Linked DNA regions of Homo sapiens: region 2 is linked to region 1. Evidence: chromatin loops called from intact Hi-C (ENCODE). Cell type or tissue: endothelial cell of umbilical vein. All regions are shown on one strand. Links, peaks and the distances in the headings refer to the core of each region. The heading gives the core; the rest is flanking DNA. Region 1 overlaps CDK13 (cyclin dependent kinase 13). Region 2 overlaps POU6F2 (POU class 6 homeobox 2).

Region 1 (16,407 bases), core at 689-8,688:
GATGATATTGCAGTGTGAGCAGAGTTAAAGTTTACATAGGTTTTTTTTTTTTAATCAGTTCTAGGCATAGAATATAAATGTGTATTGTCAATTAAGAGTAAATTAATACCTTTTGTTCATTTTGTCTTATTTCCACCAGAGGGCAGATAAAACTTGCAGACTTTGGACTTGCTCGATTGTATAGCTCAGAAGAAAGGTAAGCATACCTTCAAATGAATATTGTAGATACTAGAGTTTAGTATTAGAAGCTATACTAAGAATACCTTATTGATAGTTTTATTTTTTAAAAGAGAAGTTTACTTTTCATGGTTAGTACATAAAACATTGAAATTTTATACCATATTGGGTTGATTATTGTAATTACAATATTTTATACATTATCTCAATTTAAAAATTGATCTTCAACAGGTAAAAATGATTTTTTTAAATGAACATCTTTAAGTGTAACTGAAGTGAACTTAAATTTCTAATACGTATTCAGATATTAAATATTCTTAATGAAAACCTTTTAAATTGCATTTTTAAACTTATAAACTTTGGTTTCATTATTATTTTAGACAGATTTTATTGTTATATCTACAGTTCTTTGTTTTTTTAACTCCCTAGAACCCTTTATTTAAACCAACTGTTGGGAGGATGTTCACTGTATAAGACACAAAAATGTAGAACTTTTCTGGCTAAAGTTGGATTATATACCCAACTTGGCTTTCTTTGTGCCTGGTGGTAGTGAAATATGATTTGTCTTATTAAAACTAATATGGGATTTCAAAATAAAATATTTTTGTGCAATAGTAGGTTTTATGTAAATAAAATACGGAATTAATTTGGCTTAATAAATCTTTAGTCCATTTACCCCATTCCTTTTTTGTCTTTATTTCCATATGTGTATATATATATCTGAAATAATATAGTTAAAGAATTTTAAAATTATTTTATGACAATTTTGTCATTTCTTTAATATCACCATAATTTAATATAATGAAACATCAGTTGATTGCAGTCTTAGGAATAGATGTTTACTTTCATTTAATCTTTGCTTTTTTTGGTTAAAGCAATAAACAAAAACTCTCGTTTGAATTTTTCAGAGTAAAAAGTCTTATTTTGTTAAATCTTGCAGCGCCTGTGACATAATTCTGGAAAGTATTTTCCTTATATAGTGTTCTAGAGTAGAGGTTTATAAGTGATATGTTTTGGATCTATTCAAGTTCCATGAAACCCCTCAGAAAGTGTGCAGTGGGCCAGGCGCAGTGGCTCATGCTTGTACAAATCCCAGCACTTTGGGAGGCAGAGGCAGGCGGATCACTTGAGGGTCAGCACTTGGAGACCAGCCTGGCCAACATGGTGAAACCCCATCTCTACTAAAAATAGCTGGGCTTGGTGGTGCACGCCTATAATCCCAGCTACTTGGGAGGCTGAGGCACAAGAATCACTTAAACCTGGGAGGCGGAGGTTGCAGTGAGCCGAGATCACACCACTGTACTCCAGCAAGACTGTCTCCAAAAAAAAAAAAAAAAAAAAAAAAAAAGGAAGGGAGGAGAGAGGGAAGGAGGAAGGAAGGAAAGAGAGACAGAGAGAGAGAAAGGAAAGAAAGTGTTCTGTGGATGGGGTTTTGTGATTGGACCTCCAGTCCTCTGTACCAACTTTCACCAGAGTTACTTGGTTTTTATTTGTTTTAACTACTACACTTAAAATTAACATTTTATTTTAGGAAAGGGTTGTATGAGTGTTTTTTTTTTTTTGAAGTTTAAAACTGTTTTAAAGCTCAAAAGCTATGTCCCTCATTTTGCATTTGAGCGAATTGAGACCCAGAAAGGGCTGAGTTAGTTTCCTTTTTTAATTTTGAAATATGTATACATTGTGAAATGGCTACATTGAGCTAATTACTATGCATTACCCCACATTTTTTTTGTGTGTGCCAACACTTAAAAATCTACTCTCAACAATTTTCAAGAATACATTGTTATTAAGTGTAGCTGCCAAGTTGTACAATAAATCTCTTGAATTTACTTTTGTCTAACTGAACTTTTATATCCTTAGGCCAGCATCTTCCCCCCATACTCCCTATGCCCCGTATCTGGTAACTACCAGCTCTACTCTCTACCTCTATGAGTTGAGGTTTTTTAGATTTCACGTATAAGTGAAATGATGAGTTATTTGTCTTTATGTGCCTGCCTTATTCCACTTAACACAATGCGCTTCACGTTCATCCATGTTGTCATAAATGACAGGATTTCCTTGTTTTTTAAAGACTTGAATAGTATTTCATTGTGCGTATATGCCACATTTTCCTTTTTTTGTTTTGTTTTGTTTTTTTTTGAGACAGAGTCTCACTCTGTCGCCCAGGCTGGAGTGCAGTGGTGCAATCTCAGCTCACTACAGCCTCCACCTCCGGGGTCCAAGTGATTCTCCTGCCTCAGCCTACCGATAGCTGGGATTACAGGCCACATTTTCTTTATCCGTCCATCTCTTAGTGGACGCTTAACGTTGATTCCCTATCCTGGCTATTGTGAAGGGTTGAGTGACTTTAAAGATCAAAAAATGTTAGCAGAGCCAAGGGTGTATAGTTAAGTTTTCAATTCGCAATTTTTTATTCTTTCTGTCATATATAATAGTGCCTCTTGGTAGAAGTTGAAAGGAAAAATTGGTCTGAACTGTACTTAATCCAAAACTTAACTTGAAGTATATTTTTTTCTTCTGCTGTTTAAGAAGCATATGTATTTTATTTTATTTGAGACAGTCTCACTCTGTCGCCTAGGCTGGAGTGCAGTGGCGTGATCTCAGCTCACTGCAACCTCCGCCTCCCGGGTTCTAGCGATTCTCCAGCTTCAGCCTTCCGAGTAGCTGGGACTGCAGATGTGCACCACCATGCCCAGCTAATTTTTGTATTTTTTAGTAGAGACAGGATTTCGCCATGTTGGCCAGGCTGGTCTCGAACTCGTGACCACAAGTGATCTGCCTGCCTTGGCCTCCCAAAGTGCTGGGATTATAGGCATGAGCCACCATGCCCAGCTGAGAAGCATATATATGACTAAATTAATGTGGCTATTATTTTGGGCAAGTTCTGGTTAATTAAGAATTCTATCTGCTAAGCTGGTTGAGATTTCACTGTAGTTAGATTTTGCTTAATATAAGTTTGTGTCTGTTGTTAATTATGTAAATCCTTTCCTATGGAATGGAAAACAGCTAATTACCATTTTAATCTAATAGATTCTTGTTATGCAGATATTTGTGCACATTTGGAATAGATATGTTTCAGAAAAGCTGATTATAAAGCCAAATTTTATATTATGAGGCTTAATTTTCCCATTGATTTTCATTTTAAAATATAATTTGGGTTCCATTGGAGTGCCGGGGTGTGGTGTGTTCACTGGGCCATGGTCCCTGTTGCCCTGCTGGATTGATGTAGAAATTTTGAGTTTAGAGAACCAGAGTTTTAAAGTCCCATAACTTTGCATCTTCAGGTAATGTATACTGAATTTTTCTGCTCAGTTAAATGTATAAGAGGAAAATTCAGTCTGTCATTTTGTTTTAAGAGCAAATATCCTATCATTATGGGGTTTATATACTCCTTTAAAACTTCTCTTTTTTTTTTTTAAGAGAATAATTCTGATTTCTTCAGAATCTCCTGGAGAGGTAGTATTAATATAATGGAATACCTTTAAAATACATATGTTGCTCTAGTGAACCTTAATAACTGTGATTTTAAAAGAAATCTACCTTTAACAGATTTATTGTATTGTCTCAAATTTTCTAGATATTTTTTGAGATAAATATGTAACAAATGATTTTTCATTCATATTTCTGCTTCATTATAAACAGAGAGCCAGGTAGGGCCTTACTGTAATACTCATGCAAGTATAAAGTCACTTTGAAGTGTTTTTATTTTCTAAGTAGTTAATATAGATCGAATAACTGAATTGTTCAAGAATTTTGTGTAAGGTTTTTTGTTTGTAAATAGAGCAGTTTTCAGCTTACAACTGTAATAGCATCAACCACAGCTCTCATTAGATTTTGGATGTTCCTTTTTTGAATTTGAGGAAAGCTGGGTGGAGTTACAGCTAGTACTTGGGGGTCTGTGACCAATGTGGATCTGCTCTTCATGTGCCTATTGAAGAAAGAAAGAGAACCACTGGATTAAAATTAGAGGGGAAAATGATTTCTTAAATTTCAGTCATTTTCTCATTTTGAACATTGGGATTTATACTTTGTCCCATTCTGCATTGGGAATTTTAAAACTTGAGAATAGAGATTTTTGCCCCATTTCTTCATTAACTGTTCATCTTTTAGTATATGGTTTTTTAAGTATAGTTTTTCTGACAGCTACAATGTTTCCCTCTTCTTAGTTTTTATTTTACCAAGTCATTGCTCCAGTGGTTTTCAAAAGGATGGAGTATCTTTCTCTCTTTATGTGACCGTCCTGTATGAAAAAAAGTTTTCCATATTAATTGAAACTAGCCTCATTTTCTAGAGAAGAAACTATAATGTGACACTTTATTTGTTTATTTATATTTATGAGACGGAGTCTCACTCTGTCACTCAAGCTGCAGTGCACTGGTGTGATCTCGGCTCACTGCAACCTCCGCCTCCTAGGTTTAAGCGATTCTCCTGCCTCAGCCTCCTGAGTAGATGGGATTACAGGCACCTGCCACCACGCCCAGCTAATTTTTGTGTTTTTAGTAGAGACGGGGTTTCACCATGTTGGCCAGGCTGGCCTCGAACTCCTGACCTCAAGTGATCTACCCACCTCTGCCTCCCAAAGTGCTAGGATTACAGGTGTGAGCCACTGTGCCCAGCCCTGAAAAACGTATCTTTAATAATATTACTATGATCAAAATGAAAGTTTTTTAAACAATAACCAGAAAGCATACTACATTTCCATATGATGATCCAGTAAGGAGAGAGAAGGGAAAAATGAAAAGGGCCTTAGAGCATTAGCTCACTAATACCACCCTCCCAAAACGCACACACCTTTTTGAAGGCAGTATCGCCATCTAGTGGCTTTTCAGAACATTGTTATTGAAAGCAAAACTAAATTTTCCTAAAGTTGAAGGTATTAATGAGAGAGGAAGATAGTATTACCATATTTTATTCTTTTGTGTTTTATGTTCCCTAAAACATTGACTGCATTCATGATAAGTGCTTGGTTGATGCTGATCTGGGAGAAGGTGATCTTCATCTGGAGGATCCTCCTGATGCAGATGAGTGCAGGGAGCTTTGGGGATTCTAGGTAATGAAAAGGATCTTCTGAGAATCACTAGACAAGATTGGAACCATGGTAATAAAAAAATTACTAATAACAGATGAATGACAATAAATAATATGATTAAACAAGCTTCAGGAAAGGAGATCTCATTTAGATCATTGACTTTTAACTGTAAGATCAAGATTAAATTGTTCTCCCTTCAACTCTAATGGAGTAGTCTTCATTTTTGAGCATATAAAGTGGAAAGAATTCCCCCCTCCTTCTGTTGGGGGTATATCATCCGAGACATTACTGCTGAATACTTACAAAACTGAATTCCAATCCTTGATCTTTCTTCTGGTCTCCAGACCTTTTGTTTATTGGAAATCTCTACCCAGGTGATTTGGGTACCCTAAATTAAACCTTGTTACAAAACCTATCTATTTCATTCCCCAGAAAAATGTCTACTCCTTTTCCTTTATTTCCCGTTTTAGTTAAAGGTTTCCAGTCACCTCATATAGGCCATTGTAAATAGAATTGTATTGGTTTTTCTGTCCTCTGGTCTTTCTCCCTTATGGTCTTCTCTTCTGCCATTCCAGCCCCCCTGATAATAGCAATGTTGAACTATTTGTAGTTCCCTAAACTTGCTGTGCTCTTGAATGCCTTTGTGAATCTACATAAGCTGTTTCTTTTGTATGTAATTATACTTCTCACCTGAGTTTGACAAATTTTTTTTTTCTTTCAGTGTGCAATTCAGGCCCTACCGCCTTTGAAATCTGTCCTGAATCCCACAGGCATCATTGGGCACATCTTCTTTTATGTGTTTAGAGTATATTATTCATTCTATGTATTATTTATAGTACATGATTATAATTTATATTACCACCATTTTTCTTTTTTTTTTTTAAGAAAAAGAAGGGAAAAGGAAAGAACAAACTTAACTAACGTTTGTGTACATCACTTTATTATACATAGTTTCCTTTCACAAGAATTATTTTAAAAGAAAGTTGAGATGGATGATGTAGGTATCATTCTTATGTACATTTTAAAGTTACAGAAGTTTAGAAAATTTAAGTGCATTTGCAAGATCACACAACCAATAAGTAGTAGAGCTCAGGATCTTTTGACAGAAAGATTATTTTCATTATATGGGAGTGCTTCTCTGGTAAGACTCTGAATTCAGCCTTGATTACCTAGAAGTATCTTCCAGGTAGAGAACTCTAGGGGCCTCTCAAGTCTGCTTTAGAGGTACCATTAGGCTGATGGCAATTTTTAGAGTTCTTTTTTAGTAAAGGGTCTGCTGAATTTTGCTTTTTGTCTTTGCATCCTCCAAATATATTTTTGACAAATGAGTTATGCTGTAGGTTTAATCTTCCAGCAGATTAGGAAGTTATGTGATATTTCTACTTTTGAATCTCCCTTTGTCATATTGGATTTAATTATATTTTAAGCAGTTTGAAAGCTCTTGAAATATCTAATGAGAAATCTATAAACAAAAAATATTTTGATAGCAACAAATATTTAAAATTACCTGTAATTTTTCCCATGAAAGTTATATTAAAGTCTGATGACTTTTTTTTTTTTGAGATGGAGTTTCGCTCTTGTCTCCCAAGCTGGAGTGCAATGGCGCAGTCTCGGCTCAACCCAACCTCTGTCTCCTGAGTTCAAGCGATTCTCCTGCCTCAGTCTCCCAAGTAGCTGGGATTACAGGCACCTGCCACCACACCCAGCGAATTTTTGTAATTTTAGTAGAGATGGGATTTCACTGTGTTGTCCAGGCTGGTCTTGAACTCCTGACCTCAGGTGATCCACCCACCTTGGCCTTCCAAAGTGCTGGGATTACAGGGGTCAGCCACGGCACCTGGCCTGACTTTAAATTTTAATACTTGGTTAATCACTTAAGGTTTAAGGAAAAACAAAAGAATTGTTTGATTTTGTTTTCTAATGTGTTACTTTCCTGGCAGACAAAGAAATAGTGTCTGCCTTCTTTTAAAAAATATTAATGAGATTTACAAATGAAAGTATTTAGCAGAAGGACTGGCCTTGGTGTCTCTTGCCTGTAATCCTAGCACTTTGGAAGGCCAAGATGTGGAGATTACTTGAGCCTAGAAGTTCGAGTCCAGCCTGGGCAACATAGTGAGATCTCTATTTTAAAAAAAGTAGAAATTGAAATGCACAATAGTTAACGTTGAGACCATTATTTTTGGGTCTTTACAAAGTTTAGTTTCTTGCCATCCAATAACAACTTATTGAAGTTACTAAATTTTGTTTTCCAATTTAATGGCAGAAGGACTGTGTGTGTGTGTGTGTGTGTGTGTGTGTGTGTGTGTGTGTTTTCCTGGGTTATTGAGTTTATTGCTTGGAATTGATCTAATTATGTAAAGTGGAGTGGTTCATTTCATTTTTAGATTTTTCTTTTTTGTATGTACACATTTATTTGATAACATCTAAGAAGTCGACTATATGTTTTTCAGTCCTGTTTCTTTTTCATTGTGAGTTAATTTGCTTTTTGTGCAAATACTGGGTATAGACACACCACAAGAATGTAATTTGTTTTTTAATCCATGAAAGAAAAAAGCATCGTATATGTAGTGTCACATCAGTTTGCTTCTTCTTTGTGTGATCTAAACAAGATCATCTCTACGATGTTGACAGTTGGTAGCCAAATCTAATAGCGCAAGTTTGAAATTCATTTTTGAGGATTCTGGATTTTTTTTTTTTTTTTTTTTGAGACAGAGTCTTTCTTGCTCTGTCAACCAGGCTGGGGTGCAGTGGTGTCATCTAGGTTCACTGCAACCTCTGCCTCCTGGGTTCAAGCAATTCTCATGCCTCAGCCTTCTCAGCAGCTGGGATTACAGGCATGCACCGTGATACCTGGCTAATTTGTTTTGTATTTTTAGTAGAGGTGGGGTTTCACCATGTTGGCCAGGCTGGTTCCGAACTCCTGGGCTCAAGCAATCCTTAGGCCTCTGCCTCTCAAAGTGCTGGGATTACAGGCATGAGCCACCACGCCCGGATGGATTTTCTTTTATTTGTCTGTCTTTGGATAATGTATTTTCATATTACAACGTGCTTTAATTTTCCTGGGCTTTAAATTTCCTGGAACCAAAACATAGTTTCAGTCTCTTTTACTTTTGTCTTTACATTTGTAAACGGTTAACGGGATTTAATATTAGCATCCTAATCGTAACGTGGATTTTTGTTTGATAGTATACTATATTACTGAATTGGGTGATACCTGAAATTGTCCTTATTCTCTTCTGACTCCACCTACGTTGGAACTTGCTTTTATGATTAAATACTTCTGTCTGCACACTTTCTCAATATTTGCTTCTTTTTCATTAGAGAGGTAGAAAGTGAGGCATGGTACCTATTATGCAAAATTTTTGAGTAAATCAGGTGTTTTTCCTTGTCCTTAGTAACGGTCATTTTCATTTGTCTTTTGTCATTGTTACCTTTTAAAAGCTTTTTAAAAAATAGTTTATTAAAAATATTTAAAATACAATTAAAGTACCACTAACTTCTTTAAAGTTTTCTTGCCAGCTCTGTTCTCTCCCTGGCTTTATCCCCTTTCTCTGGAAAATGAACATTTGCTCACCCGCCTCAGGGAACTGAAGGTTTAGTGTGATTGGAACAAAAACCAAATGATAATGGATTTTATAGGCCTTGTGTAGGTATTCTCTAGATGGAAGCAATGTGTACTATAGCCATAACATATTCATGTTTCATTTCACGCTATCACTTTGACTGCACTTTGGAAAGTGGTTTGGCCTTATACGTCTGGAAGCAAGAACAATCACTTAAGAAAGCTGTTGCAGTAAATCTAAATAGGATGACTATAGCTAGAACCAAGGAATGGGCACAGGTAGTGGAAAGACAGATTAATTATATCATAAGGATGTAGACTTGTTAGACCTTGATGGTTGAATGTGTTGTGAGATACATCCCTGCCTCCACCCCCTACTGTAAGGTTTCTGCTTAAGCAACTGGATGAATGATTTGTTGGTTAGGATAGTCTAAACTTTTGTAACAAAGAGAACCACAAAAGTTAGTGGCTTAAAGAATGAGAAGTTTATATATGTATTTCTCACTTAATAATCTTGAGTGGTGGCTGGGCGTGGTGGCTCACGCCTGTAATCCCAGCACTTTGGGAGGCCAAGGCAGATGGATCACCTGAGGTCAGGAGTTCAAGACCAGCCTGGCCAATATGGTGAAACCGCATCTCTACTAAAACTACAAAAATTAGCTGTGTGTGGTGGCAGATGCCTGTAATCCCAGCTACTTGGGAGGCTGAGGCAGGAGAATCGCTTGAACCCAGGAGGTGGAGGTTGCAGTGAGCCGAGATCACGCCACTGCACTCCAGCCTAGGTGACAAGAGCAAAACTGTCTCAAAAGAAAAAAAAAATTTTGAGCAGTTGTTGCTTACCCCTGTGCACAATTAAGATTATTTAACCATACCACCAAGTCAAATGGTGACTGCTTCAATACAGCTATTCAGAGAAGAAGACTGGAAGATCTGTCATCTTCTACACATGCCTTCCAATGCTGGTGCCAGAGGTGAGAAAAGAGGAGGGAGGAGAGTAATGAGCCAGGCCTAGAAATGGCACTTATCACACGTGCTTATGTTCCACTGGAGAGCACTTGGTCATGTGGCCACACCTAACTGCAGTGAGGATGGGAAATGTAGCAGAGCTGGACAGCTGCCATAGAAGGGAGGAGTAACAGATTTTTAGAGGGCAGCTATGAGTATCTGCCACGAATGGTGAGGCTGTTTGCTGAGACAGTAAAGAAGAACAGAGATGCATTTTTTAGCAAAAGGTAATAATGTAGGTACTTATAGGACTTCTAAATTTGCTTGTGTAATAAGAATGGGCAAGTAAGACAGCTGATCTTAGATGACAGCATCAGTTGGGAAAAAATTGGTTTTGTTTCTCTATAGCACTGTGATGATAGAGGAATTTAAAAGTTATTTTTCTTGGAAGATATCAAAAGGAGAAAAACAGGAGTTCAAATAGGGGGAAAGAACATGAGAGAAAAGATTGTGTTTATTGTTATGTAGTTATGTTATATGAAAGTATTAATAAGTTAGGCAATGCATATGTAGGGTGAGGAATTTAAAATAGCTGAGTGCTACAAAGCAAATAAAATAACGACTATAGTGTCAAAGTAGGGGTGGTAGTGGATAATTGGGTAATTTTCGTTAGGGGAGTTAAGATAGGCCTCTTTTAGGAAGTAAATTGGAGCTAAGACCAGAGTGATGAGAAAGGGAAAACTTAATGAAGACCTGGGCCAAGAACATTCCAAGTACAAAGGAGAAGGAACTCAGTACGGCCTGAGAACAGACTTGGGAGGTTTAAGGTCAAAGGTTGCCCAGTGTAATAGGAGGTAAGATCCTTGCTGTACAGTCTTATCAACTGAAGTAAAGTTTAAATTTTATTTGATTGCAGTGGGAAATCACTGGGCAGTTTTAAGCAAGCAGTTGATACCTGGTTTTATGCTTAATAAAAAAACTGAAAAGAAGTTAAGGGTAGCTGGGCATGGTGGTGCATGCCTGTAATCCAAGCTACTCCAGAGGCAGGAGAATTGCTTGAATCCAGGAGGCAGAGGTTGCAGTGAGCCAAGATTGCACCACTGAATTCCATTCAGGGCAACAGAGCGAGACTCTGTCTCAAAAAAAATAAATAAAATAATAAAAACAAAAACGGGCAGGGCGGGCGGGGGGGTGCAATTAGAGATGGAAGCCAGGAAACCAGTTAAGATATTGTTGTGGTCATACCAGTGAAAAGAATAATGGCTTGGACTAGGTATTTGGATTGGGGATCTATTTTGGATGTAGAATTGGCAGAAGTTGTTTGGAAATTTGAGGGAAAGATGAATCAAGAATGACACTTGGATTTTTGACATTAAAAGCTGGGTAGGTGTTAGAAAATAGATCCCAGATTTCTTTTGTAGGTTTGATAGATTTTTCTGCAATGGATTGTGAATGTCTTAAAGATGACATGGCATTTTGTGTATATGATGAATTTAGTTTACTGAAGACTCTCTTTGTCTCAAAACAGTATGAATTATAGTATAAAAGAAGTACATGGGGGGGTTGCCTTCAAGCAGGAAGAAAGAAGTACAGACTTTATCATATGTTGTTGGAAAAATGAAACATTTTAGAGCTGGTTTAGGTATTTCATTTTATATGATTTTTTTCACTTAGAATGGTCTTTAACAAAGGCAGCAACCCTGCTTTATAAATTTTAACTGAGATTATCTAGAACCCCCAAATACTTCAAGGATCTAGGATTTTGTTCTGTTTTTCTATATATATCTAGACCAGTAGGAGGTGGAAAACGTGCCAGCCAAGGGGCACACTCCTTATCACACTGCTTGGTTTGTTGTGGATACGGTGCAGCTTATCAGGCCTTAAGGTAGGGAAGGCCATAACCGTATCTCATCTTCCCTGCCCTCCATCTCTGGAATTCCTGGGATTGCTTTTTGTTTTTTGTTTTGTTTTGTTTTGTTTTTTGAGACAGAGTCTCGCTCTGTCACCCGGGCTGGAGTGCAGTGGCACGATGTCAGCTCACTGCAACCTCTGCCTCCAGGGTTTAAGCAATTCTCTGCCTCAGCCTCCCAATTAGCTGGGATTACAGATGCATGCCACCACGCCTGGCTAATTTTTGTATTTTCGGTAGAGATGGAGTTTTACCATCTTGGCCAGGCTGGTCTTGAATGCCTGACCTCGTGATCCACCCACCTCGGCCTCCCAAAGTGCTGGGATTACAGGCATGAGCCACTGCACCCAGCCTTCTTGGGATTGTTCAGAGGCAAAGTATTGGAATCTATCAATGAACAGATAGTCTTTGATCTCTACTCCGTTGACACTTCCTTGAATGTAAAAATAATTTTTAGAGTGTGGTACTTTTTGTTTTATAAAAAGTATGTATCAGTCTGAATGTTTGTTTGCTTCATAAATCAAAACATTTCCATATTTTTGAAATTACATCAGTGTTTTAAAATTCAACTTCCTAGATTAAATTTTACAGTTGAATGTTTTGTCTCAGTATTTTGCCTAGTTCTTATTTCTTGTCTAACAGAAACTAAGCATTTGGAAAGGCCATTAATTAGTACACGTTAAATATTTTTCTGTACAGTTAGAAATATATTTCATGTGGTTTTGTGTTTATTTTTGAAAATTTACTATTTTCACGTCTGAATTAATAAAACATTATAGCAATTAATAAAAAGTATATTCTAGTTTGCTAAGGTGACTGCTAAATATTGCATTAGATGATGCTACATATTGCTTAGAATTTGATATACAATATATAAAATAATCTTTTACTTATTCCTTTTTAGTCACCTGAATTTGTTTAGTTTCTCTACGATTCAACATACTTTTAATTTTTAAGATTTTTTAAAAAATACAAGACACTAAAAATATTTTTTAAAGTAAAATAAAAATTAACTATTTGTAGATAGATTTATATAAATTTAAACATTTCCTTGAGCCTAGTTATCCAGTTGCACTTTTATAACACCATTGTATAGGTTTGATATACTCATAGATCCTTGATGTGTTTGAGAAACTAGTTGTCATAATTTTTACAAATTTTGTTCTTCCACCCAGTAAATCATGTGTCATCTAAAGTTAGAGGGCAATATACATTAAGGTGCCTGACCTGTGCCCAGCATTGTTTGGGCTTTGTGTGTGGGGTTCATAATAAAGAATGTTACGAGGTTTTTTAACTTTCTGGGAAAATACAAAATAGGGAGTTAAGACAGGTAAGTATGATGTAAATTTAAGAATGTGAAGATAAATATATTATTAATAGAGATTAGACTTTATGAATATGCATCTTTTACTGTGTTGTAAAGGAAGTATAGCACTTGAATGAGAAAAATAGGGAAAGGATTTTATTAAAAGGGGATAAGGCAGCTGGGCACAGTGGCTCACGCCTATAATCCCAGCACTTTGGGAGGCCGAGGTGCGCAGATCACCTGAGGTCAGGAATTTGAGACCAGCCTGGCCAACATGGCAAAACCCTGTCTCTACTAAAAGTACAAAAATTAGCCAGGAGTGGTGGCGGGTGCCTGTAATCCCAGCTACTCAGGAGGCTGAGGCAGGACAATCGCTTGAACCCGGGAGGCGGAGGTTGCAGTGAGCTGAGATTGCGCCACTGTACTCCAGCCTGGGCGACAAGAGTGAGACTCCAGCGCAAAAAAAAAAAAGGGCGGGGGGGCTAAAGCATAAAGAGGTGAGCATAATTTTAAAGAATTACTAAGTTCAGTTTAACTAGAGTAGCTAAAATTTGAAAGACTTGCTCATTATGTGAAGATAAGTGATTCCAGTAAACAAGCAAAAATCACTGAGAAAAGTACATTAATAATGTTAGAAAAACCTAATCTTAATTTACTATTAAAAATATTCATCTTATTCTGTCCTCTTTTCACAGTTTTTACCAAAGTCAAATGTTTTTGCTAGCTTTGGAGCACTGTTAACTATAGTCCTATCTGTGGTAATGCTATAATGCCCAAATTGATAGTTTTATAATGCTAGTGCTTAAGTTATTTGGAGAAATTTGGCTGGATGGGGGCAGAGCAGGTCAGGCAGATCTTACACTGCCTGGAACTGCAAATCTATAGGTGGCAAGAGGGAATTGCTTTCTAAATTGAATGCTCCATTTCCTTAACAAGACTGGTCCAGGACCAAGCCAAGCTTAGGTAAATGGGCTTGGAATACAGCCTTTCTGGGGAATTTGCTATGGCTTTTGAGTCCTTGTGATTTGGAAAACATCTGGATATAAAGAGATGTTTATAGCTGATCTGAATATATATGTGATCTCCCTGAAGTAAGTAACTACAGATCAGCCGAAGAACCTCCTCTGACTACTTAGGATTCTCTTCAAGCGTGTCAATCAGCTAGAACGTGACCATTCTCTGAGCGTTGAACACTTTACATTGCCAGATAATTTGTGCTGTTTTCGTCAAACCTGACCCTAATATAACTTGACTAAATAATCTTGTCTGTGGCAAATAAAGAGGTAGCAGTATATTTATGTCCTCTTTTCGGAAGGTGATAAAGGAATTATTTGATAAAGTACGATATGTATTGCTACTTTGCAGAGTAGACCTCAAGTAGATACTTGAGTAGACACTCTGCATTTGTGTGCTTTTTTCTATTCACACACTACAGTGGGTATGTGAATCAGTGAAAAATTGCCAAAAATATGATCAATTGAAAACTTTTGTTAGGTGGTCTTTATTTGAACTATATCTTGTCATCCATTAGTAATTTAGCAAGATTTGATCAGAACCAGTCAACGCTCTTTAAATCAGTTAATCCCATTAAAGGTTTTTATGGAAAGGAAAAACAGTGCTCAACAATTGAGTTGATACTAAAGCTTTGCTTTGACCAAATTGCAGTTAATACCAGTAAACTACTTTTTTTTTTTGAGACGGAGTCTTGCTCTGTCACCCAGACTGGAGTGCAGTGACGCTATCTTGGCTCACTGCAAGCTCTGCCTCCCGGGTTCACATCATTCTCCTGCCTCAGCTTCCTGAGTAGCTGGGGCTATGGGCACCCGTCACCACGCCTGGTTAATTTTTTTTTAGTACAGATGGGGTTTCACCGTGTTAGCCAGGATGGTCTCGATCTCCTGACCTCGTGATCTGCCAGCCTCGGCCTCCCAGAGTGCTGGGATTACAGGCGTGAGCCACCGTGCCCAGCCTATCAGTCAACTACTTTTTGTTTTTATCTTCATATATTAAGGGAATTTTTAGTTAAACAGGTTGCCCTCACATACATTTTATGATCTTATATTAGATACCTTTGGATGTCTGTATTTTTTAGTAGGCAGATGAAAGTGTTTTTAGTTAGGATTATAGGGATTGCTTTAGTAAAATAATATTTCCTCAGAGAATCTGTCTTACTCCAACAAATACTAACTCTAAAGACTGTTTTCTGTGTTTTTTAGTCGGCCGTATACTAACAAGGTAATTACTTTATGGTACCGTCCACCTGAACTGCTACTGGGAGAAGAACGATACACACCAGCCATTGATGTATGGAGCTGTGGGTAAGATAGCCTTATTTACTGGTTTATTTTACTTGAAACTTTTGGTAGTGAATTAAAATAGATCATTTGGTAATGACGGGTATTTTTTCCATTAGCTGTATCCTTGGCGAACTCTTCACTAAAAAACCTATATTTCAAGCAAATCAGGAACTTGCACAACTAGAATTAATAAGGTAAGCTGCTGATTATAATATTGGTGGGAATTGGGAGAGTGTCATACTCCACAGGAAATTTAAACTCTCCCAAGTTTGTCTTTTCAGGAAGAGAACAACATGGTTCTCTGGAGGGCTTATGACTGCTAAATGGAGGACAAACTGAAATGTAGGCACTTTGATACTTGTTCCAGTGAAATTAAGGATATCAAAGCCCCTGGGTGGGTGCATGTGTATGTGTACATGCGTGCGTGCATGTGTGCGTTTTTTTAAGTCAAAGGACTTGAGGCCCAAAAGATAAGACTGGCAAGGAAGAGTAAATGTAGGAGAGAATGAATGCTAGATACATATTTTTTAATTATGAAAGAAATGAAAAATTCATGTTTTGGGGTATTGTTTAAAAATACTCTTGTAAATACACATAAAAATATGTGTCTATATATGTGTGTATACACACTAAAATACATGCATATACCCCCTAGCGTAGACCTTCATTATTTGGAGCCTATCATAGGACCTAGTTCATAAGCAATTACTCATACATTTTAGTCGCTTTTCTCTTTATCTTTTATTTTATTTTATTATTTTATTTTTTTGAGATAGAGTCTCACTCTGTCACCTAGGCTGGAGTGCAGTGGCATGATCTCCACTCACTGCAACTTCTGCCTCCTGGGTTCAAGCAATTCTCCTGCCTCAGCCTCCCGAGTAGCTCAGATTACGGGTGCCCACCACCATGCCCAGCTAATTTTTGTATTTGTAGCAGAGACGGGGTTTCACCATGTCGGCCAGGCTGGTCTTGAACTTCCAACCTCAGGTGACTGCCCCCCGCCTCGTTCTCCCAAAGTGCTGTGATTACAGGCATGAGCCACCTCATCCAGCCCGTCTTATATTTTAAAATAATTTTAATTTTAAAAATGGGCTTTGGCCAGGCACGGTTTCTCACGCCCGTAATCCCAGCACTTTGGGAGGCCTAGGTGGGTGGATCACCTGAGGTTGGGAGTTTGAGACC
Region 2 (16,407 bases), core at 4,968-12,967, 600 kb before region 1:
CCAGATGACCTGGAATGATTTGTTTTAATTTAATAAAAGTAATGACATCTTTAATGAATTTTCACATCTGCCTACCATTAATTAAGAGCCTGAATCTAAGAATGTAGTATCCAACACACTGATGATGATTCTTTCCAATGATGAGAGAAGAACATGCAAAGTTATCATCTGAAATGTAAACAGTATTTTTTTAAAAAAAACACCGGTATTTGACAGCCCTAAATATAGCTTCCACAGTATTACATCAGAAATCCTTGGTGAGCAATACCAGAAAACAAATTCAGAAAAAAACCAGATGAAGGCCGGGCGCAGTGGCTCGCGCCTATAATCCCAGCACTTTGGGAGGCCGAGGCAGGCAGATCGCCTGAGCTCAGGAGTTCGAGACCACCCTGGGTAACATGGTGAAACCCCGTCTCTACTAAAATACAAAAAGTTAGCTGCGCATGGTGGTGCATGCCTGTAGTCCCAGCTACTTGGGAGGCTAAGGCACGAGAATCACTTGAGTCTGGGAGGCAGAGGTTGCGGTGACCCGAGATCGCACCACTGCACTCCAGCTTGGGCTACAGCGTGAGACACTGTCTCAAACAAACAAACAACCAGATGAAAGTAAGAGAGTGATGAGAATCTTTGTGTGCATGAAAGAAAAGTTACTTAATACAAAAATATTTAGTGGAGCTCAAAAGCAACCTTTTGCTTCCTCCAAGGGATTCTACAGCTGTTGTGGCATATGGTGAACACCTCCCAAAGTCAGGGTCTCTTCAGAGGCCCTGTTTTCTTTCCCCTAATTGCCCCGTGCCTATGAATTAGTAGTTTCTTCATAAGCCACACAGACATTATTTTTGTGTAGATTTATTCTCCTTTTGACTAAATCCAGACAAAAGTTAACAGGACTTTTCAGTATCATTAAGGCAGGGAGAGAAAAATGAAAGGAAAAAAAATCTGCAACTTGCAAAATCAAAGCATTAAGATTTTTCAAAAATTAAATACCATAGCTATAATACTTGGAGACTACCATCCATGAAGGCACTCAATTTTTCCTCAAAAGGTAATCTTGGTACTAACAGAAAACCAATGAGAGACAGCTTATTCAAATTAGCTCTCTTAAAATGCCATGCAATTATCAACATCCATCATTATTTTTCAAGTAGATACAAAAATGTATTCAGTTACTAATTTTCAAAAAAATCAATGTTCCTTCCTAGCCCTGGCCTGAATCACTGATTCTCAATTTTTTCTCAAGCCACCCAGAATGAGATAGAAATGAGGCATTCCCACCCACAAGGGATCTAAAATAGAGTAAGGGTTTGCCTAGATGGGTGAAATCTATATGGGTGGTCCCAATGCAGAGCAGTCCTTTGACCTTCCAGTCATGTATCTGGATAGCTAACTTCTCTGGTCTCACCTTCTCACTCCCTGCCAAGTTCGGCTGATGCAGTTCATTCATACTTTCTGTGCATTCTGTGCCCCTGGCCTAGAACCTCTTCCCACCTTCCGTGTCTGGCAAGCTCCTGCTCATCCATTCTTTGGGGTCTGGATCCACTCTCCCTCCTCTGTCCTAAATCCCTCCCTCCTCTGTAAAGCCTCTCTGAATGCCAAAAGGATAACTTCCTCCTCTTTTCAAATTTTCCACAAAGATAGCTAAAATCTCTCTTGTATCATGTTCCAGGTCCTCCAAATGTTTGAAGGTAGCTCATCCTGATGTCAACAATAAATCTCTCAGCAAATTTAATTTGTGCTCTTGTCCTGTCCACAGTAGAATGAATTCCTCAGTAAGGCTCAGGCATTCATTATACCCTCCTAGTTAATCAAAGTTCTTATTATGTCTGGGCTCTGGCTTCTTTTGTCTAGACATAACAGATCCACTTGCTCTAACTCTTTTTCCAAGAGGAGCTCCTTCCAAAATCTGTGTGGTCCTCCAACCCACAGTAGCAGCATCACCTGAAAACTTGTTAGATATGCAAATTCTTGAGCCCCAACCCAGGCTTACTAAATTAGAAAGTCAGGGTAGAGCCCAGTGATCTGTGCTCTAACAGCCCTCCAGGTGATTCTGATGCAACTAAATCTTGAGAACCGCTGATTTAATTTCTCTTCAAGCTATTCCAAGGTACACATTACTCAGAAAAATGCCAACTAGGGCAGGCAGGGAGGGCAAGTAATGATGCCCTTCCCACATACTCTGGCTTCTGCGAGACCCCTCTGGGTTGTATTCATTGCCTCCATTGCAGCACGGGGTGGGTTCAGCCTGGGGTTCACTATGGCTCTCTGACATCTTTGTTGAAGGCCAGCCCTCCTTCATTTTGCCTTTGCAGATTTAGAGAGATTTTTCCTCCCCAAGTGAGTTTCTTTATATTTAATCCCATTTGAATTTTCTGTTTATATGCATTCACTTTTCCAACTTGCCTAGTACATTCTGCATTTTAGTCCATTTTCCAAGACACTTGCCACCCCACTTATTTTAATATCAATGACACATTTAATTAGAAGATGATTTATTCCAGAAACTAAAACATTATTAACGATATACCGCATAACACACAGAAGATACCTGGGGATCAGTGGCACAGAAAACCAAGAAAGCCTTTACAGTGTGCTGTTATTTCAGTCTATTTTTGGTGAATATATTAAACACCCTGGCAGTGCCAACCAGTAAAAACAAACCAAGAGAGCAAGCCTGTGAGAGCCAGTAGGACGTAGAAAGCTTCTCAGACACTGCATCCTGTGCTCCATTTGTCATTCTGTGTGTGGGATGGACATCCGGTCCTCCTCCTCTGGAAAATCCACAGCCACAGGCTCACATGAGCTGTTCCTTTTCTCTTCTTTCTTGCAGATTCTCCATGCTTTCAGCCTATTTACACTGGGCTCACAGCTCAAAAAAGGGCAAGAAAGTGATTATGTAAACTCAGACGGAGAGAAACTCAAGCTCCTTTAGGCAGTCTACTAACAGTAGGGCGAATAAATAGAAAATACGATCATATAAAGAGGATACAATACTGAGAAGAGTAAGTTTGGGGGTAGTACAGATAACTAGAATTAATTATATCAAGCAAAGAACAATCTGTAGGCAACTGCATCTGAGATGTGTCCCCAAACTGCACTAAAATCATAACATTATTTTTGGATAATCTTCTAGCCACCTGAGAGTACCATGTTTTTTTTCAAACATGGCATTTTAAATAGGGAACTGCAGACAATAATTCTTAAACCAGAAAAATATTTGAAATTTTATATTAGGGAAAAGAAACACATTGATAGATCATGATGATCTACACTATGGCTGATCAACTTGAAAGTGTAGCTCACCATGATCTATCAGTTTGAACATACCTCATTTGTTCCCACAATTCCCAGCTCCCTGCTGTTTCCCTGACCTGTAACTGCTCATCTCCGATGATCGTGGAGTTGAGAGGCAGCGGGGCATAGTGGAAGGAGTGCTGGCTCTTGAGTCAGACTTACATGGATTGAAAGCTTACTTATACCAGCTGTGTAATCCCAAGTAAGTCATTTCATCTTTTGAAGTCTCTGTTTCCTCTTCTGTAATGATATCACCAATACCTAAAAAGGAGGACTATTGCCAGGATTTTAAATAATATACACAAAAACAGGTAGGAAGCATCCAATAAACATTACTCACATATTTGGCCTTTCAAAAATTAAGACAATGTAATAAAACATCTGCCTTTATAGAAGCATCTAAGTTTCCCTTTCCCTCCAGGAAGGAAAGGAAAGAAACTTTTTCTTCTGCTTCTAATTATTCCCTAACTCCCTGCATTTTCTTTTGGTAAATTATTCCAATTTTTGTGTCCGGTTATGTTTTAATACTTAAATGTCTATTTCTTTTGCCAATAGTTATGCAATACAAGTATATGTGATTTTTACAGTTAAGTCAGTGTCCAAAACAACAACATAATTAAATCAAATTAAGTAACATATTCCTAATGCTGCTTATTTAACATATATTAAATTTTTATATTGAACCCGAGAGCTGTTTCATAAAGTAGCTTAAATCTCTGCTTTGCCTTTTCTTATTTGATATATTTTAAGCACAAAATTTCTAAAGATTAATACACCAAAAACATTAAACTAAGAATCCCAGTGATGTAGTGCTATATTTCATAGTTTACCTGAAAGAATTACAGTTTTAGAGATGGAATTTCATAGAAGTGGTACTTCTGAAGTCCTGTTTTTCTAAGGAAAGACGTTATGAAGGCGAGAGGTCAGTATCTGGGCTGATTTTGACATGTACAGAAGGCTATTCTATCTCAGCTTGCAAATGATTCTAGAATTAACAGATACACATTTACACTGGCAATTGGAATGAAACCTATGGGCTCCATTGAGATGCCACTGCTTATATAATCTTCTTGATCCTTGACAAGTAAGAAATTTGAAGAATTTGTATTGGTTTTTCTGAACTGTTTGGTTGAACTCTAGAGGTAAGCAGAACCCCAGTGTCCTAAAATAAATGATTATTTACTTTGGAAGAAAAATATCTTTCTTAGATTCTTAGACATCTTAGATTCCTTTTGACTCTCCTTTTGACTGTATGGACATGGAACAAGTTCTTAAAATAATTATTTTATTTTCATCTGAAATTTCTTCTCTTGCCTAGAAGCCCTAGCTTGCTCTAGTGACTCTTAATTTAAGCAATATTGCAGTCTAGTAATTTTTTCTTTATTGTGTTGTGTCTGAGGAAGAAATATTTAAATTGGTGTCTTTTCCAGTTCCTTGATGGTTCTTTACCACACCCAGGGCCAATAAAATATTGATGCAATGGTAAAACCGAAGACAATCTAATGATTCAGTTACTCAAAACTGTAAAAAGCTTTTGCCAAGTAACAGTATTTAGAAGGACAACTCAATACGTTATAGGGGGTAGATTGACATGCAAATATCCATCACACTTTATTAAGCAAATTAAAAATAGATTTAATCTTTAATATGTGTCCCTACAGTATAAAATTTACTGGATTCAATTGTTGATTATGTGCTCAGCAGTTTGGCTAATTACCTTTGGCAGATGCTTGATGCATATTAATTTGGGATCCCATGTCAATTGTAACTGTCTTTGGTTTGTAATCTAGCCTCTACTTCGCATAGCTGAGCAACAATACGGGTGTTCACTTGAAATGCAACCTCAGGCAATTCTGTAGGAGGCACAAGGTGGTTTCCTGGGAAGATCCCTGCACTATGGGGTGGGAGCCTGGATTCTCATGTTCAGCAGCCACATAGGCTGGTTATTTATGTCACATAATCCTGCCAGGCACATCTGCTGCATAGGAATGCCATGTGAGTAGGGGAGCCATTATTAATTACTACCACAGGGGACCAGAAGGGGAAATAGCTCCTTAAGCACATTTCTGGAGTAGCCCCTAACTAACAGTTGTTTGAAGGAAAAATATTAATTTGATAAAAACACTTTAGGGAATTAAAAAGCATGATGATCCTAAATGTTAGTGAGATTGTGGAGCAACTGGAATTCTCATACATTGCTGGTGGGAACATAAAATGGTACAACCACTTTGGAAATCAGTTTGAGAGGTTCTAAGAAAGTTAAACATGCATTTATAGTATGATCCAATAGTTCCACTCCTAGGTATTTACATTAGAGAAACAAAAACACAAGTAGACACACAGCCTTATTCATAAATGTTTATATAACACCTTTATTCATCATAGCCCCAAACTGGAAACAACCCAAACACCCACCAACAGATGAATTCATGAACAATATACCATATTCATATAAGATATGGAAGGGAATACTATTCAGCAATTAAAAAAAACTGAACTACCAAGGCATGCAACAAAATGAATGAATCTCAAAAACAGTATGCCAAGCAAAAGTAGCCAGATACAAGAAGAGTACATATTGTATGATTCCATTTCTGGACTCAGACAAATGAATCCAGAGTGACAGAAATCAGGGTAGTGGCTGTCTAGGGCAGGAAGTTGAGGGGAAATTGATGACAAAGGAGAGGAGGGAACATTGTGGAATGATGAGAAGGTTCTATATCTTGATTATCGTGGTGGTTTCACGTGTGTACACATTTGACAAAACTCATCAAACTCTGTGTTTAAAATGGGTTTATTTTATTATGTGTAAATTATATCTCAATAAAGTTGAATGAAAAAATGAACACACACACACTGGGAAAGCAGTGACAAATATGAAGTTGAAACACCCCAGGCTGGCTCTTAGGTGCTAACAAGGTGGTAGTCCTTCTCAGACTGGTGCCTGTTTTGGGGGTAGCTCTCCCACCAAAGTTGAGGTCCTGACCTAATTCTACTCACAGGCTGATTCCTTTTTACAAAAGCCTTGCTACACCTCTGTGAGAATGACAATGGATATGAAAGCACTTTACAAACCAAAAAGTGCTACATCCAATCAACAAAGATGGCTAATGCTGAGGCTCCTTGTCTACCTGCTTGGTGTCCTGGCCTGCCCTTATGGCAGCTTTCCCGGAGAAGAAAAAAAAATGATGGAGAGACATCCTTCCTGGGCCTCCAAGTAGACCTAGAACCTGCAAGCATTTCCCTTCCCTCTCTCGTTTCTCTCCTCAGCTGAGCTCCTCTCACTTCTCAGAGCAACAGTCCTTTGATAACCTGTAGAGGAATCATGAATAAATGGATATAAAGACAGCCTTCCTTAACACACACACAATTTTTAAAATTAAATTAATTCTTCCTTGTGGCATCATAACTAAGAGCTCGGGTCCCAGGGTCAGACTTCGTGTGTCCAGAGACCAGCTCCTCCGCACTTGCTGGCTGAACCTATAAAATCCTTTAGCTTCTCTGTGCCTCAGCTTCCCTGTTTGTGAGAGAGGGGTGGAAATAGTACCCACACCACAGGCTGATAGGAAAATTAGTCAATGTCCTTAATACAGTGGCCGGCCCAGAGTAAGAAAGTAACAACTGAGAGCTAGAAATCCTACGGGATATTTTTGTTCTGACTCCCCATCTTCTCTCTGAATTTTCCTTAGGATATCAGACAGCATTTTATCAACTCCACAGAAACCCATCCGGACTCTAGAGTCTGTAAGAGGAGGAAGTTCCCACACACACTCAGCCTACATTGGAACTTTTCTAAAAATACCAGTTTACATAGGATAAAATGGTGGGGCACAGCCACACCTTTAAGTTTTAGTTTCCCAATCTGAGTTGATGGTGTTATATTTTATCTATACTTACTTGAGAAGCCTGTCAAGTGTGCTGTAACTGTATGAATAGACAGAAAGGTCCAGCCACATGCCAGGGTCGAGAAATGTAGAAAATTGGGTGCTCTAACAAGCCAAGTAGGGAATTAATAATATATTTAGAATTACTAATAAAATGCCTGTCAAGCAAGTGGCAATATGTGCTCTACAAAAAAAAAAAAAAAATGACTGCCTGCTGTGTAGGGTGCGCACTCTTCCTGAGAAGTATATATTCTTGGAAATAAAATGATTCACTCCCAGATAAAACTTCTGTTCCCTGGCATTTTTCCCCTAATTTTTCATTCATTTGTGTATTTTTTTTACATCCCCTCATGTAGCTCCACCAACCCTCCCAGACGTCAGTGGGTCAAGCAGCCTCCCAAGGCAACCTTCTGCACCTGGCTCACAGCCAAGCATCCATGTCTCAAAGTCCCGTCCGGCAGGCTTCCTCTTCTTCCTCCTCATCCTCCTCTTCTTCAGCTTTGAGCGTGGGCCAGTTAGTCAGCAGTAAGTATCCTTTCTGGCTCGGTTTAAATCGTGGTGGCCTTCTTGTTGCCTATTTGCAATGTCTTCCTTCTTGTCTCTCTCTCACTCTCTCTTGCTCTCTCTTTCTCTCAACCCTGCACAGGAATTTCCTGGCACTGCTAGGTCAATATTGAGATGAAGTCCGTCCCCAGGACCAGATGGTTCCTTAGGGAAGCAGGTCCCCAAAGCACACTCCCTGAATTAGTGGCTATCAAGGACCGGGTTCCATCTTAAGTAGTTGCTGATGTGCTGAGTCAGTCCTGCCACTTCAGAAGGTAGCAACTGATCAGCTTTCAGGGCATGAGCCACATAGCTCACAACTGAAATAACCAACAACAGGCACTCAGCTGGCAGGTCAAGCTGCTTTTATGTGTGTTTGAAGTCCCCTGCCATTCTATTTGTAGGTGTCAGAGGAAATAAAAGAGAGCATGCCTGTGGGCGGGTGGGTGTGTGTGTACAATAAGCCACCTCAAGTGGCATGTGGGGGAAGCTGCATGGGCCGGAATCAGATGAGAAATCTCTGAACAACCATTCATAAAATAGGATAAGCCTGCAAGTCTGCCTCCCTAAATAGCCTATATATATGTATATATAGTTTTTAGAATGGTATTTGGCCCTAGGGATAGATAGTATATTTATCACATGCAAATAACAGCATGTTAAGATGGATGGGACAATGGTCTGATTTAATGTCAGTCACGTTTAGTGCAGTTTTTACTTATATATAAAACTGCAGAACATGTGCATAGATTGCAATTCACCAGGGACCAAAAATCCAGTAGCTATGGGTGCCTGCATAGGCATCTGTGCCATAAAATGAGGACATGTGAGGATCTGTGTTTGGTCAAGTGTCATGAATGACCTGTTATAGCAGGAACAGTAGGATCCTCACATATCATGGGGCAATTCTTAAAACAAAATGGATGGTTGCCATGACCTCCCCGACAAGTAATCCTCCTCAAAAAAGAAAAATAATTACATACATATATGTCTATATTCAATTATACTGATAATTAAGGCAAGAAAGATGCTTGTGGGTGGGGAAGAAAATGGAATGAGGCATTATGGAAAGATGTTAAAATGCCCAGGTAGGCCGGGCACAGTGGCTCATGCCTGTAATCCCAGCACTTTGGGAGGACAAGGCGGGCAGATCACCTGAGGTCAGGAGTTCGACACCAGCCTGACCAATATGATGAAAGCCAGTTTCTACTAAAATACAAAAATTAGCCGGGCGTGGTGGCATGTGCCTGTAATCCCAGCTACTCAGGGCGCTGAAACAGAAGAACCACTTGAACCTGGGAGGCAGAGGTTGCAGTGAGCTGAGATCGCACCATTGCACTCCAGCCTGGGCAGCAAGAGCAAAACTCCATCTCAAAAAAAGAAAAAATGCCCAGGCACTTCACCAGACTAACCTGGATGCTGTTGATCTTAAAGATGGGTCAACACCAGAGTTTCAGGATACATATGCATTTTCCATCAACTGTATTTTAGGTTGTTTAGATATACAACCCTCTCCAGAAACTCTAGTCTGACTTGCATAAAGTTAAGGATAAAGTGAATTTAATTATAGCCAGATTTCCCCTAATTAAAAAAAAAAACTTTTCCTCGGGAAGAGTCAAACTTTGTTACAATTCAATATTCTGTATAAGTTTCTGCAAAATACTCCATTTCTAAATGGCAGCAAGGTCATAAATTTAGGATAAACTGTTAAGCTTTGGTCCTGAAAGAAAAAGAACCAAAGTTAAGCATCTTACAGAGAAGAAATAAGTTAAATATGAAAAAGAAGTACAAACAACCTCCTACTAATACAGTGTTTCACACAAGGTAAATAGTTAACATGTGTAAGATGGACAGAAAGATGAATGAGTGGATGGGCAGACAGCAGACAGTCAGATGGATGGAACTGGGTTCTCTCTAGTCACTTGTCACAGCTGGGCAGTGAAGGATTAGCCTTTTTCAGAAATCAATAACAGAGATACTTTAATGGGCCAGATAGAACTTTCATTGCACAGTAGCCAGTGGGACATATAAGTTCTAGGTTTATGATGAGTGAACCATATTACATATCCTCGGTATGAAATATATAGACGTGGGAAAGAGAGACTCTTTTACCACATGCAATTGAAGCCGGAAACTTCAAACCCATATGCAGAGACTGAATGACACCAAGCTAGCTCCACAGTTGTCTCTGCAGGCCAGGAGAGTCTAACAGTACCACTAGGGGTCGCACTTTGCCCTAACCCCTTGCTGGACTTGAGTTGCCACAAATTTTGAGCATGTTGTTTAGTTAAATCCCTTCTGTCTCAAAAGCAACTACAGAATGAATAGTACATGAATCATATCACTCTGGTTCCATAATTTGCTATGATGGCTCACAGAACTCAGAAATACATCTACTTGTTTACTATAAAGGATATGATAAAGAATACAGATGAACAGCTAGATGAAGAGGTACGCAGGGCAAGGTCTGGAAGGATTCCAAATGCAGGAGTTTCTGTCCCTGTAGAGTTGGAGTGCACCACTCTCAGAATGTGGATGTTTTCACCAACTTGGAAGCTCTCCAAATTCCATACCTTAGTGATTTTTGTGGCAGCTGCATCATGTAGACATGATTGATTATTAACTCAATCTCCAGCCCCTCTTCTCTCCCTAAAAATGGAGGTGGGGCTAAAAGCTTCAAGCTTCTAATCATAGCTTTGTCTTTCTGATGACCAGCCACTATCATGAAGCTATCCAGGAGCCCCTAAGAGTCACCTCATTAGAACAAAAGATGTTCCTATCATCCAGGACATTCCAAAGGATTTAGGAACTCTGTGTCAAGAAGTGGGGTCAAAGACTAAATATTAGAACAGAAGATGCTCCTAGCACCCCTATTTGTTAGGAAATTATAAGAGTCTTATGAGCTCTGTGCCAGGAACCAAGGATGAAGACCAGGGATATATATATATATATATATATATATATATATATATATATATATATATATATATATATATATATATATATATAAAATAAGATATATATATATCTTATTACATCACAATATCACCAAAACTTTGGTCAAAACCATGGCCAATGACTCCTCCACGTCGTTGTCAAAGACTGTCATCCTAGTGTTGGCTAACCTGCCATATGCCAGATGAACTAGAATAGGTGGATCATACAAAAGTCTTGCCAACTACAAGCAAGAGAATGCTGGGTTAATACCTTAGTAATGATACAAGATGTTCATATGCAAAGAAAGCACGTCTGGGCTCAGAATTACCAAACATGCAGATTATTAGAAAATCTGCACAATACTTATTTATAGCACCTACACACCTTGCCTTGTGTTAAACCTTGCTCAGTCTCCATAATCATCAGAGGTGGATATGGTTTTTATAAGCAGGGTTTTCAGAAAATCAGAAGAAAAGTCAAACAAGTACTTGACAAATGTCCCAATTAGGTTTAAGATTTACAGTGCACTGTTTAGAAATAGGTAGGTTTAGGGTTTTGATCACTTGCTGGATTTTTTTCCAGTATACATTTTCTAAACACCTAAGCTCTATCCTTAGACAGCAAATGACTTATAGTTAGCTCCAGAAAAAAAACAAAACTATAAAGTGAACTTAAAGTTGCATGCTGATGGCATATAGCACAGTGAAACCCCTGTTTCACAATCCATGCCATTTTCTACATCCCAAAGAGGTCACCATATTGCAAAAATACTGTTCTCCCAAATTGCATTGCAAACTCCCAAATGGCTTCCTATTTCTCAGAAATATGTGGTAAATATGCCCATTATTTGCTGTGAGAATAGCACTAAAAAGCAGACAGCTATTTACATAACATAGTTAATTAATTCATACCTTTGGAAGCTTCTTTAAAGGTGTATATTACTCTCATAACAATCCCACAAATCAGGAATCATAGAAAGATGATGTTGATGCATGGTGACTATTCAACCCATTTAGCAGCACCTTACACTGATGCCCGGGCTAAGAGTGGGAAGGAGCTAAATTTAAAAAAACAAACAAACAGCAAAATAAAGCAAAACTCTGTCTGACTGATGCATCCTGAGCATTCAATTCAGTATGTGCCCAGTGACCACGCAACCAGATTCTACAAAGCAGGTTTGTTTTCACACAGTTTGCATTTAGCACCCATAAAAATCTTTTTTACTTTCAGTCCATGCATCCCAGGCTTGATTTTGGAAACATCATCATTATGTTTATGAGTCACTGCCAGTTTTCAATGCCATGTTAGCCTAAGTCCCCAGGCCAGTTAATTCCTCTATAAGTTGATCAAGTGTCAGACTCAGGGTGGACCCTGGCCATCATTGCTATTACTTTCTGGCCCTGTCTTTAATATATCAGGCTCATGTAATCTGGAGCAAACTTCTATAAAAGATGTCATTTCCTCCACCCTCCATAGAAACCTGAGATTGGGTTTCCCTAGAGCTGGTTAAAAGTGCTGGATCCACCTTGTGAGAGATCTGAGGATTTTACCTGAAGTTCCCATCAAGGTGGCCTTCAGATTCATCCTTAAAATGAACCCAACCTCCCCAGAGCCAGGAGAATAGATGACAGAAAGCCAGATTGAACTATCCCAGGACAGAATGTGAAATTCTGAGCTGAGGGAGCATTCCAGGGAGGACTCTATTTATCACAATCACCTCTTATTTCCCCTTTTCAAGCTGAAAAGTATATATTCCTTAAGGAAGGGAAACTCTTCTCCCAGTGAAACAACCTCAAGAGTTTAAGACAGAAACTTTGGGATTAAAAAAAGAGCATTCGTCTTTTGATGAATTCAAAACATCTTACAGACAGCATCTAATGAATTCTCCCAAAGTGTGAAGACAAGTCCCACAGGTAGTAATCAGGGTAAAGCTAATGTTTATCTAGAAGTGGACCCCATTTTGAATGGGAAGACTTTTGTAGTCTCAGAACCCATGGAGCAAAACGGTAACAATAATATTTTGCCATCTGAGTTTTCTGGATAAGAACACTAATATAAAGAAATCTGAGTGTTCACCTCTGGCAGTCAACAAATTTTGCAGAGAGATGCTACTTTGTCCAATGGACCATCACCCTGTTTAAATTTCATAAGAATTTCTATTTTATCACGGAGCTAAGTAGAACCAGGAGAAAATACAAGAGTGGAAACTGTCAGAGGAAGAAGAAGGAATTCAGTTTCCTGGTGGAATAACTGTTTCTTGGGGGCCTCATGGAAGATACTGGGCTCAGTAGCCCAGGCTCCCATCCCTCTGAGCTTTAAAGTGAAAGTTTGATAATCCACACAACAGCATCAATGCACACAGACTAAAAGTCCACAGCTTCCTTTTCAACTCTTGTTATTGTCAGTGATCTGACAAAAAGCAGCCTGCACGATCACACATACGGATTTAGTTGATAGACTCAAGGAACTAGTAAGGACACATAAACAATAGAGACGGCAGAGGAAGGGAAGAAAGATTAGAGGACACATTTACATAAAATGTCAGCCCAAGTCATTGGGCTGCCGAATCCTGTGCCAGTGTCTGGTGGCAACACAGGCCTTGGGACTGGAGTAGACCATGGAAACCCTTCCAGATTAAAGACCTGCCCCTCACATACTGGTTAATCCAACTGAATCTCGCTGATCTAGAGATGGGGCTAACAAAGGCAAAAATTTTACTTTCCCAGCCCGCTGATTCCCAGATCTTGGCCACTTGCCATAAGTAGTGACAGTGGGGTAAGGAAAGGGCCAGGGTGGGATGCCTGCTCCGGAGCCCCTCCTCAACAGACCTGTCTGGCCCGTCAGTCCTATACAGGTGAGAGAGCAAGTTTTCTGTGTAGTGAAGCCTGCTGAATAATGGTAAAGGATCAGTAAAGACAATGGCACACAGAGTGCACCACACCCAGACTTGGTCAAGCCAGGGCCACAAAGAAAGATTTCTTTCTGTAGTTGTCAGCAGATCCCCTGCATCAGAATCGCTTGTGTTACTTGTTAAAAATGCACATCCCTGGGCCCAAAGCAGTGACTCTTATACCTGCCAAATTAAGAAAATCACAGTCCTAAAAGTGATATTGTTACATGGAACGTCTCCAGCTTTCCATCTTTTCAGTTTCAAACCTCCATGCTCACACCCTTGCAAGACTGCCAAACCCTTCTTCCCTCTCTCAGAGAGGCCAGACCCCTCTCTCACTGTACCATTCTGTACTCTCTGCTCTAAACCAGAGTTTCTCAGCTATTATTTTATTATCACCCCACTCCCCCTGCAAGCAGCATTTTTAGGTGTTTTGTTTTTATCTTAATTGCCCTCCTTCCTCCCCACCCCGCCCCCCCATAACATTTTAATACCACAGATATGTTGCACATCTGCCCTGTTGATGTACTATGGCCCTTTGGGGGACCACACCATTGTACTAAGACTTTTCCTGCCTCCCCCTCAGAACCAATATCAGCCTCACTGGAAACGCATGCTTTAAACGCAGGGTCACAAAACGGGCTGAGCAGGGAGCAGGTTGGAGGCTGGGTGGTGTGAACATGAGGAGGAGCTGAAGGAGCAGCCAGAATCAGTTCCAGCCCACTGGACATTACCAAGTGCAAATGTACATCCGGAGCAGCCAAATCTTCTAACATTCAGAAGAGTTTGGGAAATGAAGATTTTCCTTTAGAAATAAATGTTTACATGTTAGCAAGTGCTTTTTTTTTTATGTAAACACTAGGAAAGCTGGGTTTTATTTGCACACTGCTCATTTGCAACTTTTGCTCTAGGGATTTCTTTCACGGGGAAAGGAAAAAAGGGCTCGAGACTGCGACTGCCGAAGTGAGCTCCCACAATCCTTAGCGAGCCCGGAAGCAGCTCCAGGCTGATGTGCTCGTGGGGTTTGGAATCCAGAGCACAGCCTCCACTAGGGACGGCCCGAACAAATCTCATTAGCCAAGGGTTGCCTGCCTTCTGGGAGTAGTTTTGGGAGAAAAAAACAGGACTTCCATTCATCTTAACAGTCAAACCAATTTTATAGTCACTGCCCACCCCTGCCCCGCCCGAGCTCATAGATTCTCAGTGTGCTACACTGAAATATTCACTACTCCTAGCACGAACTCCTGCTTCACCCTACCAACCTGACAGGTCCCTACGGTGCCCTGCTCCTCCCTGCATTTCTGCCTGTGTGCACGCTGTCACCACTGACCAGACTATATGGCTCCTTCATTCTCTGAAAACTGCCCATTGGGAAGACCTAGATGAATCCTCCCTCCTCTCCACTCTCCTGTCTCTGCACACCCGGTGTGGATGTCATACCATTAGTTCTTGATTATACTCTGCCTGACACTTTTCTCTAATTGTTTCTAATGCATTAGCATTGGATGCCAACCCCCTATAGACTGTAAACTCCATAGAGGCTGGAACTGTTTCTGAGGCTGGAACTGCCCCTCCCTCCATTCCAGACTCCCAGAAGTTACTTTTCAAAAATAATTAGACTGATTGCAGTAGTTGTACCACTTTCCAATCTTTCTACAACAAAATTATGAGTAATGACATTCTACAGGACTTTTGTCGTTGTTGTTTTAATGTGAAGATAAAAGACAATCTATACCTGTTTTGCTGATTCTGTTGACAGAGTCCATTTTCCTCAGGCTGGAGAAGATCCCTCCCCAGTAATGAGAAAATCTGTACATGAAGCTCCAAGCTCCCCACAGATATTAACATCTTTATTTAAAAGTCCTTGAAAATGGGCATTTGGCGTGCAAATGTTCTGGTTTTGTGGGTTTTGTTTTGTTTTGTTTTGTTTTGTTTTGTTTTGTTTTGTTTCACGACAACTAGAGTTTCCATAGTTCTCAGCCCAGAAGAGTAATATAGTCTGCCACAGTCCTTGGACAAGTACTCAAATTTACTGAAATTGATGGGCTATTGCGCAGAAAAAGGAAGAGAAAAACTTTTCACCTAAGTCCGAGGAATGAGGTGAAGAACAATAGAGTCAGCTCACAGGGAGAATGGCTTTGCTACAGGCAGGATTGAGTAGCACTTTGAAATCTTCCACCATCCCCAACCCATGCTGTCTCCAGCTTGGTGTACGCTTTCATTTATCCAGGGATCAGTAGCCAGGGGGGGAAAAGTTTCATTCTCCAGCTGTTGTGTCATTTCCCTTGATAAGTCCTAAATTGACCGCGTTATCAGGCACCAAAGGAGCTTTCCTGTGGTAGGCATTTTTTATTATGTGCCCTTTCAGGGGACAAAGGCGTCTGTGTCAGTAAACTGCTATGGGGGGAAAAAGACAATATCATTCTCGCAGTTTCATAAGCATGCTCTTCTGAGGGACTAATGTGAATGTAAGAAATTAGGCAACATTATCATCTGTTAGCCTAGCTGTTAGCCTGACTGCTTTGGCGATCAGTTGAAGGAAAAATACAAAATACTATTGTCTTCAAGAGCAATTTTTAGCACTAAATATGCTAATTAAAACATTTCAAATGGAAACCTTTCCCTTTTTATATTTTTGCACAATATTTGAACATACTTATGGGCAAAATGGAGTCGCATTCCCATAGCAAGTGCCTCCCAGTGCTGGCTGTTATTTGTTAAGCCCTAAGGAACATGCTCTGGCATTGGGGAAGTGGCAGTGTGAACAAGCTGTGGTTTTATCTGGGACAGAAACATCTCGAAGGATGATTTGTGGAGGTGTAATGAGTTGCGGATGGAGTGTTGGGTGTCTCACCTGGGAGA

What was found. Hi-C counts contacts between places; a loop is a spot of excess contacts. Peaks named below come from ENCODE experiments on the same cell type or tissue, not always from the same donor. Only the 100,000 strongest peaks of a DNase experiment are listed, where the experiment ranks them.
Region 2: it touches region 1 in a loop (8-fold over the local background); 2 of 110 quality-filtered maps call a loop at or near these places.

What each region holds. Positions count from the first base shown.
Region 1 is chr7:40,047,682-40,064,088 of GRCh38, forward strand. CDK13 (cyclin dependent kinase 13) reads left to right here. Exons shown (of 14, transcript NM_003718.5): 7 at 140-196; 8 at 15,145-15,246; 9 at 15,342-15,419. Among named protein-coding and RNA genes, the nearest start is that of MPLKIP, 79 kb to the right of the region's middle. RefSeq lists a silencer at 8,023-8,262. In endothelial cell of umbilical vein, for the core only: a CTCF peak has its summit at 5,012 (motif pointing left); DNase peaks (open chromatin) are centred at 2,150 and 4,970; H3K27ac peaks cover 400 bases.
Region 2 is chr7:39,444,002-39,460,408 of GRCh38, forward strand. It overlaps POU6F2 (POU class 6 homeobox 2), which reads left to right. Exons shown (of 10, transcript NM_001370959.1): 8 at 7,532-7,700. The region is part of intron 2 of LOC105375238 (a long non-coding RNA gene); the gene reads right to left. Among named protein-coding and RNA genes, the nearest start is that of POU6F2-AS1, 46 kb to the left of the region's middle. In endothelial cell of umbilical vein, for the core only: CTCF peaks have their summits at 9,915 (motif pointing right) and 10,117; a DNase peak (open chromatin) is centred at 9,990; H3K27me3 peaks cover 484 bases.